Regions from separate parts of the Homo sapiens genome. Here regions 1 and 3 are each linked to region 2. The links are chromatin contacts, found by Hi-C in ENCODE. All regions are on one chromosome and are shown on one strand. Each heading gives the region's core, a stretch centred on a gene start or an enhancer-like site at or near the end of the contact. The rest is flanking DNA. Distances are from core to core; before and after follow the strand shown. Region 1 holds the start of CFAP57 (cilia and flagella associated protein 57). Region 2 holds the start of FOXO6 (forkhead box O6). Region 3 holds the start of SVBP (small vasohibin binding protein).

Evidence for each region. A loop is a pair of places that touch in the nucleus more often than their neighbours do. Pooled maps may share reads with other maps.
Region 1: a map of CD4-positive, alpha-beta T cell shows a loop between it and region 2 (4-fold over the local background). The contact joins the promoter of CFAP57 here to the promoter of FOXO6 in region 2. A Hi-C loop is called at or near these places in 2 of 168 maps with a recorded cell type or tissue (CD4-positive, alpha-beta T cell and naive thymus-derived CD4-positive, alpha-beta T cell) and 6 of 50 pooled maps.
Region 3: a loop to region 2 is called in a map of CD8-positive, alpha-beta T cell, with 5 times the contacts of the local background. The contact joins the promoter of SVBP here to the promoter of FOXO6 in region 2. A Hi-C loop is called at or near these places in 1 of 168 maps with a recorded cell type or tissue (CD8-positive, alpha-beta T cell), 1 of 37 single-sample maps with no recorded cell type and 5 of 50 pooled maps.

The regions. Positions count from the first base shown.
Region 1 is chr1:43,170,489-43,173,876 of GRCh38, reverse strand. It overlaps CFAP57 (cilia and flagella associated protein 57), which reads right to left and starts at 1,547. Exons shown (of 23, transcript NM_001378189.1): 1 at 1,424-1,547; 2 at 967-1,142. The coding sequence starts at 1,123. It overlaps EBNA1BP2 (EBNA1 binding protein 2), which reads left to right and starts at 1,587. Exons shown (of 9, transcript NM_006824.3): 1 at 1,587-1,824; 2 at 1,908-1,991; 3 at 2,226-2,398; 4 at 2,998-3,121. The coding sequence starts at 1,759. It overlaps MIR6733 (microRNA 6733), which reads left to right and starts at 2,165; the gene lies at 2,165-2,225. RefSeq lists a silencer at 1,121-1,320 and enhancers at 1,431-1,480, 1,561-1,690, 1,240-1,875, 1,821-2,050, 1,876-2,512.
Region 2 is chr1:41,359,791-41,362,759 of GRCh38, reverse strand. FOXO6 (forkhead box O6) reads right to left here and starts at 1,326. Exons shown (of 3, transcript NM_001291281.3): 1 at 416-1,326. The coding sequence starts at 829. RefSeq lists silencers at 611-830, 1,031-1,690 and enhancers at 1,489-1,783, 1,851-1,920.
Region 3 is chr1:42,815,384-42,818,699 of GRCh38, reverse strand. SVBP (small vasohibin binding protein) reads left to right here and starts at 1,303. Exons shown (of 3, transcript NM_199342.4): 1 at 1,303-1,510; 2 at 2,120-2,269. The coding sequence starts at 2,156. It overlaps ERMAP (erythroblast membrane associated protein (Scianna blood group)), which reads right to left and starts at 1,578. Exons shown (of 12, transcript NM_001017922.2): 1 at 1,447-1,578. RefSeq lists silencers at 1,160-1,449, 1,600-1,799, 2,360-2,429.

The sequences.
Region 1 (3,388 bases), core at 298-2,797, 1.8 Mb before region 2:
GTGGGAGTGTAAATTGGTACTATCATATTGCTCAGTAATTTTAGTCCTGGCTGTGTGCCCTAGAGAATCTGCACAAATAGATGAATGTATATGCATGCAAGAATGTTTATAGTAGTATAGTTTGTAATAGCAAATGATTGTTATTTCCCAAATGTCCCTCAATATTAGAGTGAATACATATATTTGAGACATTATATTCATATGATGGAACACTACATAGCAATAAAATGAACTTGGCTATATGTATCGAGATGTGTGAATCTCAAAAGCATGACATTGAACTGATGCAGCAAGACACAGAATACAGGGAGAAGCACTAGAACTGGTAATATTCTGTTTCCTATGCTGGGTGGCTGGGTTCACAGATCTACATTCTATTGTAATTCTTTAAATATGACATATATGTAGGGTACATTCTTTTGTATGTATATGTCACAATAAAAGGTGTCAATGCAACAAAGAATGGGAAAATGGATTCGGTTGTTGAAATAATGAATATCATTAACAGGACCACTGTGAACAAAAATAAGGGCTGTAATGCTATACAAATGGTTATTTGCGACTTGGGATAAAGTTTACAGTGTCTTCATCATACTTGGATTCAAACGGTGATATAATGAAGGTGGTGTGCTCAGGAAAACTGTTAGACAACTCAAAAAGTGGCTCTGGTGATGACAAAGGCAGTGATATTGAAGACACCAAAAGAGGGGTTCTTAACATATTTTCATGAAATTACAGTGAAAAAAGTACTTTTAAATTAACATTTTATATGTGATTTTAACTACATATGCGTGACTGATTAATCTAGTTTCATAATACAAGTCGCCATTTATTTCCTCTACATTTATAATACTGCATATATATTCAAATTGGCCAAAATCTTTCTTTCCAATCATCATGCTGGGATTATGGGGTTATATGTGGCACATACCATTCCTGTATATGTCAGGATGGAAAAAGTTTTACCTGGAATGAATTTTTGCCATTTCTGATCCACATTGTACTTCACACAGTGATTTCCTGAAGGAAATATAATGATCTGTTCATCGAAGTAGAAGATATTGTTGGCCACGTGGGATCGAAGACCAAAAACATGCAGCGTCTGAGCTACCACGGCTGACATGATCTCCCGCCAAACAGTTCTGCTGAAGACCAAGGCAGCGCTTCAGAGTGGAGAGCACCGCCCCGCTCCGACCCCGCCCCCGGCCCGGACTCGCCCTCCCCGCCCTTTGCTCCTCCCCTTGTCTCTCCCCTTTCTCCTCCCCTTGTCCCTCCCCTTTCCCCTCCCCTTGTCCCTCCCCTTTCCCCTCCCCCGGGGTCCTCCTCCGCGCCACCCCACCCCCGCGGCTCCTTTTTCTGCCTTTTCCTTTGTACCCTCACTGCTACCAGCTCCTTCTGGCGACCCCCAGGTACCCCCTCCCACCTTTCGTTTCTCTCTGGGTCAGCAGACCACGCATGTATCCAGAGGCGCTACCTGTAGGGATCCTAAGCAACCCGGACACTTTCAAACGCCGTAGCGGTTCCTATAGCAACGACAAACCGGAAGTATGGTTTGCCGCCGGAAGCGGAAGTCCCAATCAAAAGTTGAGCAGTAGCTGTGAGTTGCTGGCGCTGGAGCGATTCGGTGGCACGTGGAGCCACGGCGTGGGAGTAGGGGGCTGAAGGCAGGCAGCAGCGGCCAGGGCCGCCCTCTGCTAGCCGCTTGGGTCTCGGGATACCCCGTTTCTTCCTGTAGGTGTGGGACGTGCGTGCGGCGAGATGGACACTCCCCCGCTCTCGGATTCGGAGTCGGAATCCGATGAATCCCTTGTCACAGACAGAGAGGTAGGTGTCAGCCGAGCTCGTGGGGCTGGGCGTGGGAGAGGGGGCCTTACACCCCTGGGAGTGACCGTGATTGTGTCCTGCAGTTGCAGGATGCGTTTTCCCGAGGGCTTCTGAAGCCAGGCCTCAATGTCGTGCTAGAGGGGCCGAAGAAGGCCGTGAACGACGTGGTGAGCGTGGGCACAGGGTCGGGGGTACTCGGACATGGGATGCGCTTCAGGCGCTGTTGGGCTTGGGAGACCGATTCTTGTCCCAGGAAAGATGCACCCTGCGCCTCGCCAAGAGGGTCAATTACCTGTCTGGGTATTGGGGATTAGCACTTTGTCCCTTCGCCTAACAGCCTGTGCTTGGGAAAGACAAACTCAGAGTTCCCTTCTTGTGAGCTCAGTGTCTGGATTTCCTAGAATGGCCTGAAGCAATGTTTGGCAGAATTCAAGCGGGATCTGGAATGGGTTGAAAGGCTCGATGTGACACTGGGTCCGGTACCGGAGATCGGTGGATCTGAGGCGCCAGCACCTCAGAACAAGGACCAGAAAGCTGTTGATCCAGAAGACGACTTCCAGCGAGAGATGAGTTTGTATGTTTGTTTTCAAATGTTGGAGAAGTTGAGGATCCTTGTGCAGGAGAGTGGGAAAGAGGGGAAATTAGTAAGTCTGCACTCAGAATAAGCCTAGGAGTAGAGAGAGCGGCTTCTTTTGACTAAGAATAGCTAGGAGATTCTTCCTGTTTGAGAGAAGAGCTCTTTGGTCCACGGTCACGATCCAAAATCCACTTTATGGGCTAATTTGAAATATTCATGTTAAAACTTTTTGTGCATGCTTCAGTTATTAGGAAAACAAACAAACAAACATTGCTTATGGGATGTTCTTGTGTGGAATTGCTTTAGTAATTACATAAGAATCCATAATCGACATTCGTTTGTGTTAATGGGTACCTTTAGAGTAGTCATTCTCTTAAACTATTTTTAGCAACACCCCTCCCCTTTTTAAAAACTAGTATACGGCTACATTTCTTTTAGATACTAAATCAGTGAGACAGTTTTTGTTTGTTTGTTCTTGCTAATGGAGGTCAGATTTTGAGAGTCCTTCTGAGCTTGGATAACTCATGATTGGCGGTGAAAAGGAACGTAAGGCCTCCTCCTTCACCTCATTACACATTTTGTCCTACGATTCTCAGCTATCGCCAAGCCCAGGCCGCAGTGCTTGCAGTCTTACCCCGCCTCCATCAGCTCAAAGTCCCTACGAAGCGACCCACTGATTATTTTGCGGAAATGGCCAAATCTGATCTGCAGATGCAGAAGGTAAGAAATAGAAGTTTTCCTCTGGAAAGTCAAAACTTTGTACTTAAGCATATTCAGCTGGCTTAGAAAGATAGCTATGAGCCCAATAACGGGGAGCCAGTTGTCAGAGGACAATTATTACCTCTTCCATAGATTGGCTACTTCAGAGTCATGCCAGTTACCACCAATTAGATGCATATAAAAATGACATTTTTTCTAAAATCAGCAATTAAGGAGAGGAACAGTGCTGTGTGAAGTGTGGTCCCCGAGGTGAAGATGGCCCAGTGC
Region 2 (2,969 bases), core at 77-2,576:
AGCGCTCTAAGAAGGGTGCCCTGGTGGAAAGGGTAAAACAAGAGTCACACAAAGCAGACTTGGGGGAGGAGGGGGAGGCTCCCCAATGTCCGCGGCCTGGGAATGGGTTCCTCTGCTATGCCCCCAAGGACAGGGTGGGGACGTGCCTCGGGGACGCCTCAAAGCGGCAGTCCCTTGTCACCCTACCAGACCTCCCACCCCGCATCCCTCCCCGCAAGGGAGCACGCACACAGCTGCTCCCAGTACGCCCCCGCCCGTCCGCTGGCCGGCCCCACGCCCTGGGCGCACACTCTGTGACCCCGGGGGGTGCCAAAAAGCCCTCCTTCTGACGGCCCTCCTGGAGCCCAACACACCTAGCAGCCCCTGGAAGCCCCAGTCGGCGTCCCCAGCCCCCTCCCCAGCCGGACGCCCCCACCTTCCAGCCGGCCGAGCTGTTGCTGTCGCCTTTATCCTTGAAGTAGGGCACGTAACGGACCATCCAGTCGTAGATCTGCGAGAGCGTGAGCCGCTTGTCCGGGGCGCTCTCGATGGCTTTGGTGATGAGGTCGGCGTAGGACAGGTTCCCCCACGCGTTCCGCCGAGAGCTCTTCGCTTTCCGCAGCGGTCCGACCTCCGCGCCCAGGGGCGGCGCTGGGGCCATCGCCGGGGCCGTAGCCCGGCGCTCCGGCCCGCAGTCCTCGGCGCCCTCGGCCACCCCTGCGCCCAGCGCTCCGTCCTCGTCGCCGGCCAAGTCAGGCTGCGGCAGGGGCCAGGTACACGAGCGCGGCCGGCTCTGCGGCGCGAAGTCCGGGTCCACGTCCACCTGATGCGCTCGCAGCTTCGCAGCCATGGTCCCGCCCGGCTCGGGCGAGGAGGGGAGGGAGGCTTCGCGGAGGGTGGGCGGGCGGCTCCGGGATCTGCACGCCCCGGGGAGGCCCGCGGGAGGGGTCCCTGGCGGCGCTGTCTCAGCCGCGGGGCGCCATGGGCCGAGGCGCGGAGGCAGGGGGCTGGACGCGCTGGGGAGCACGAAGGGAGGGAAAGACCTGGGCAGTGAGGGGGCGGCGGCCCGGGAGCCCAGCGGGCACACACCTCGCCCAGCCCCGCTTCTAGCACCTGCCGCCTGCCTGCGCCTGCAGCCACCACCGCCACCGCCGCTGCCGCCGCTCCCCGGGCGCCGGCCCTGCGCACGGGCCCTGCTCTCCCGGGACGAGGCCGGATTGCACCATGCCGGAGCCCGAGCCGGTGCCGGAGCCCGCGCCGCCGCCGCCCGGTGAATGCTGCCGCCGCCGCCGCTCCGGCTCCAGCGCCAGCTCCCGCGCCTGCCGCGCTCAGCGCCGGCTGCACCTCGGGATGGGCGGGGGACGGGGAGGGGGCGGGCCCGACGCGGGAGGGGGCGGGGCGTTTCGCCTGCGGCCGCGGAATCCTCAGCCAGCCCAGGTGCCCCGCCCGCGGGCTGGGAGACCGGGCGCTGAGCTCCCAGCTCGGGGCGACCCCGCCGCAGCCCCTGCAAGCAACAGCGCCGCCTACGGAGCAGGGGCGGAGCGGCTGGCGCGACCCCGCCCCCTGCTCGGCGCGGAGGCGGGGGGGCTAGGGGGCGGAGCCCTAACACTCCCATTGGTCCGCGGCTGGACTGTCCTGCCCATGGGCTCGACAGGATCCCTCCCAGAAGCGCGTCACCGGTTATTGTTACAACCCGGGGTTTCCCGGGGCAACGGGATGGGGCGGGGCTCAGGGCACTGGCCCCGCCTTCTACTCCGGAGAGGACTGCCCCGCCCTCTGTTTGTAGACTCCTGACGTTCCCAAGTCTCCGTTCCAGGACTCTGACAGGGAGGATGATCGAACTCTGCTCTTCTTTGTGCCCTGGACTGAGCTGGGGAAAAAGAATGGGTCAAGAATACCTGGGTTCTAGGCTAGGCTTTGCCACAATTCTCGCTCCTCCATCCGCAAACATGTTCTTCATGGTGCCTGTGGTCATAGTTTTAGAGCTCCAGTTCTCAAAGTTTGACGCAGAGCAGAATCATCCCCTAGAGCTTGTTAACATTGCTGGACCCCAACTCCAGAGTTTCTGATTCGGCAGGTCTGGGTTGGGGCCCCAGACTTTGCATTTCTAACCAGCTCCCAGGTGATGCACGAGAGACCACACCTTGCAAACCATTGTTTTAGAGTCTGTGGGAGGTTCTTACTGCGGTTGTTGGAACAAGCACTTGTCTAAAGTTCACAGTGTTTGGGGAGATGCTTCTCAATCAGTTCCTGGATATTTATTGAGCACCTCTGACGCACCAGGCACTGTCCAGGGCTCTACAGTGAGAGCAGCAACTGAAACAAATGAGGTCCCCTACTGCATAGACTAGTCAGGAGTCAGATGCTAATCAGATCATCACATGAGCTCAGAAGGGCGAGGCTAGCCGAGAGGTTGGGCAGTCCGTGGCCTCATCCTACAGGCTGCTGAGCTAGGTTTCCCAGTCACCACTGCACCTGCTGGCCTTCGCTCAGGGTATTTATCCCCTCTGCCTAGAACACCATTTCCCCGCCGCAAGGCCCTCATCAGAGATTCTCCCACTCTTCAAAGCTCCGTGCAAATGTCAACTTAGCCCTGACACCTTCTCTAGCCCCAACTCCCAACACTTTCTGTTCTCTGCTTGCCCAGACCACTTGTTGAGCTGCCAGCAACACCTTGTGCCCCTTTAGCACAATATTCCTATTTTGCCAATCAGGAAACTGAGGCCCAGAATGAGCAGGTGATTCCCCTGGTGGCATGGCCAGGACTGGAATCTCAAGCTCCTGATTTCTTTACCAGCCAGTACCTTGCTCCTGAGGACGCTGGAGATGCGAAGGTCTCTGGGCAGTGGGAGGGCTGAGCCCAGGCCATGGGAGATGGCCTCCTTTCTCAAAAATTTCTTCCTTCCAGTTTAGGACCTGAGGAGCAGGGCCAAGGGTGAGGGTGGGGGTGGGGCTGGAGGAGCCCCTCCTCATTCCCCAGGGTGGGAGCA
Region 3 (3,316 bases), core at 54-2,553, 1.5 Mb before region 2:
CAGGATTTCCAGATCACCCTGGGAAACACAGTGAGACTCCATCTCTACAAAAAAATTTTAAAAAATTAGCCAGGCATGATGGTGTGTGCCTGTAGTCCCAGATACTTTGGAGGCTGAGGTGGGAGGATTGCTTGAGCCCAGGTTACAGTGAGTTATGATCACACCACTGCACTCCAGCCTGGGTGACAGAGCAAGACCCCATCTATTTTTTAAAAATTAAATAAATAAAAAATAAACATTGTGCAGTAGATCTCTAGAACTTTTTCACCTTACAAACCTAAAATTCTATACCCTTTAAACAATTCCTCTTTTCCCTCTCTCCTAGCCACTGGCAGTCACCATTCTACTTTCTGTTTCTTAGACTTTGATTGCTTTAGATACTTCATATGAATGGAAACATGCAGTATTTGTCTTTTTGGGGCATTGTGCTCACTTTTAAGGCTTTTGATACCTAGTACTAAACTGACCTCCAGAAAGGCTGTTAACGATTTACAGTTTGACTGGAAGCGTGTGTCCATCTGGGCTGAGTTCATTGCTTGCTTAGCATCTATCAGTTGTTTCAATTCTTGCCAGTTTGATAGAGGAACAAATAGTGGACCCAAACAGGGTTTTACTTTGGATAAGGCCATTGTCCTATGAATCCTGGCTGAAATATTTGCTCCAGCACTTAGAAGCTGTGTGACCCGGGACAACTCACTTAACTTTTCAATGCTTCTGTTCCCTTATGTGTAAATGGGGATAATAATATACACGTATACATTATACACACTTATTATGAGGAATTAGTTAATAAATGTGAAGCTGTAAGAACAGTGCCTGGAATATAGTAAGCCCAAATGTAAGGTAGCTATTATCATTTTTGTCAATCCTTGCTAATGTAATACCTGGAAAATTACAGCCAGCTATTTTAATTTACATCTCCTCGGTAATCAGTTGAACGTGAATGTTCTCTGTATTTATACTGGCTATTGGTACTTCTGTCAAGATTTCCTTTTTCAAAGCACTGTGGCAAACGGGATCTCACTTGATCCTCCCAATAAACTCATGAATGAAGAAGGTGGCAATCATCAATCCCCACTTTTCGAATTAAGAAATTGAGCCTCGGAATTCGAATTCTGAGCAATTCCAATTCCAGGATTCGGATCTCACCCTCTAAAACCTAGTAGCTGTTGCAGAAAATATAACGGGAAAAAGCTTTGGTTAGCCGTAACCACCACCCACCCCGGTGTGGCTCCGCCCCTGCCCCGCCCCGGCACCGGCTTGCCCCGCCCCGCCCTCTACGCGGGTTTCCAGCCATCCTCTCTGCGCACGCGCGGCCGCTCCTGCGGGCGGAAGCCTCCTGGCGCTCGGCCCTGCGCCCCTCCCCCCGGCGCGCGGCCCCGCCCAGGACGAGGGGCGGTGGGCAGGCAGCGCTGGGTCCAGTGGTCGGGGGAAGGCGAGGATTACCCTCCCGGAGGCGTTGTCTGCGACTCGGCGGAGGCTCCAACTTCCAGTGGCCCGGTCGGGAAAGGTACAGACTCCCAAGCCTCTTGGTCGGCGGCTCCAGCGACCGCCATTTTCCTCCAGGAGAGGGAAGAGGGCAGGAGGCGGGGGCCGTCCCCTGGGGCCGGGCGGGCCGGGGCGGGGTCGGGGGGCCGGGCGGTGGGGGGCGGGCCCGGCTGGCTATGGGGCCCGGCCCCCTGGCCCCAGGAGCGGCTGCTGCGGCGGAGTTAGGCCGGCCGCAGTGGGAAAACCCTGGGCGCCCTCTGGGTCTCAGCGTCCCATTAGGACGGTTCCGCGCTGGGTGCCGCACGCCGCACAGTGGGCAACGCTTTCACAGGGGTCTTTGCATTTCACCCGCACACAGCAGCTCCTGGAGGGAGGCCAGGAAAACACTTAACCCATTTTGCAGACAGAAAACTAAGGCTCAAAGTGGGGAGGAGACTTGCCCAGGGACACCCAGCGAGGTTGTGGCCTTGGGACTCGGTTCCTACTCCCCCACATCCAGCGCCCTTGCCACCAGACCACTCTGCCTCACCTGGCAAAGGATGGGGCGGAGCTAAAGGATTAGAGGAGTAACTGGCAGGGTATTTTTTGTTTTGTTTTGTTTTGAAGATCTGCCTCTTTCTGTACCACCCAGATCAGAGCCTCCTAAGAAATATCCAGAAGTCAAGCCATGGATCCACCTGCACGTAAAGAAAAAACCAAAGTTAAAGAATCTGTCAGCAGAGTTGAGAAGGCCAAACAGAAATCAGCCCAGCAGGAGCTGAAGCAGAGACAAAGAGCAGAGGTGAGATTAAGGCGGAGGCTCTGTATGCCTGTAGTCTGCTGGAGATGATGCTGGAATAGAGAAACAGCAGAAAGGAGAACTGACAGCGAGCCATACTTGCCTCCAGGCAGGATGGGTGTTCTCCCAGGTTTAGAGGGGACAACACTGAGGTTCAGAATGGTGAGGTGGCAGCCCAGAATCACATGCCAAGTTAGTGTCAGAACCCCAGTCTGGTGCGGAGCTTTTGTGGTAAGAGACCCAAGGGAAGGAAGAAAGGAAAAAAAATGATATGTAAGGGGAAAGAAGGGGTCAGAATGAGAGAGAGCACGCAAGTGTCAGACACCCCCAGTACAGATGTTCTGGATTTGGTGCGGAAAGCAGCTACTCATGCCAGGTAGAGGCCCAAGCTTTAAACTCACCAGTGTGTTCCTTTGTTCTCTCAACGATTACAATCAACTTGAGAATAAAAAGCTTTAAACTTTACCCTGCCAATATTGAGCCACATACAGACATAAGTATTTTATTTTAGTATTTAATGTCAGGGAAAATCTTGCTGGTCTCTTTTTCCCTCTTTGTTTTGTTTATCTGTCTGCTTTGTTCATTTCCTGTCTTACATCCTTTTACTTCTCCATGGACAACTACTTTTTTTTATACTTTTACATTCAAATATATTAATAGATATCCTTGAACAATATACAGTAGTATTTTAAATTTTTACATTAATAAAATTCCTGCATTTTATTTTGCATTTTGCTTACATTGTTTTTTAGAACTATTCATGCCAATATAAGAATTTAGTTTATTCTCATTAATTTTTATAATAGTCTATTTTATGCATCCATTTTACTTAGTATATTTATTCATTCTTACAGAGATGCACATTTAAATTATTTATAGTATTTTTTGCTATTACAAACATTGCTGTAGTGAAAAGCTTTTAGGTGTCTCCTTTGGCACCTGCCTTAGAATTTCTGTAGGTTATTTAACTAGAAAAATTACTGGGTACATTCTCAATTTTACTAGACATTGCCACATTGCTTTTTTTTTTTGAGATGGAGTCTCTTTTTA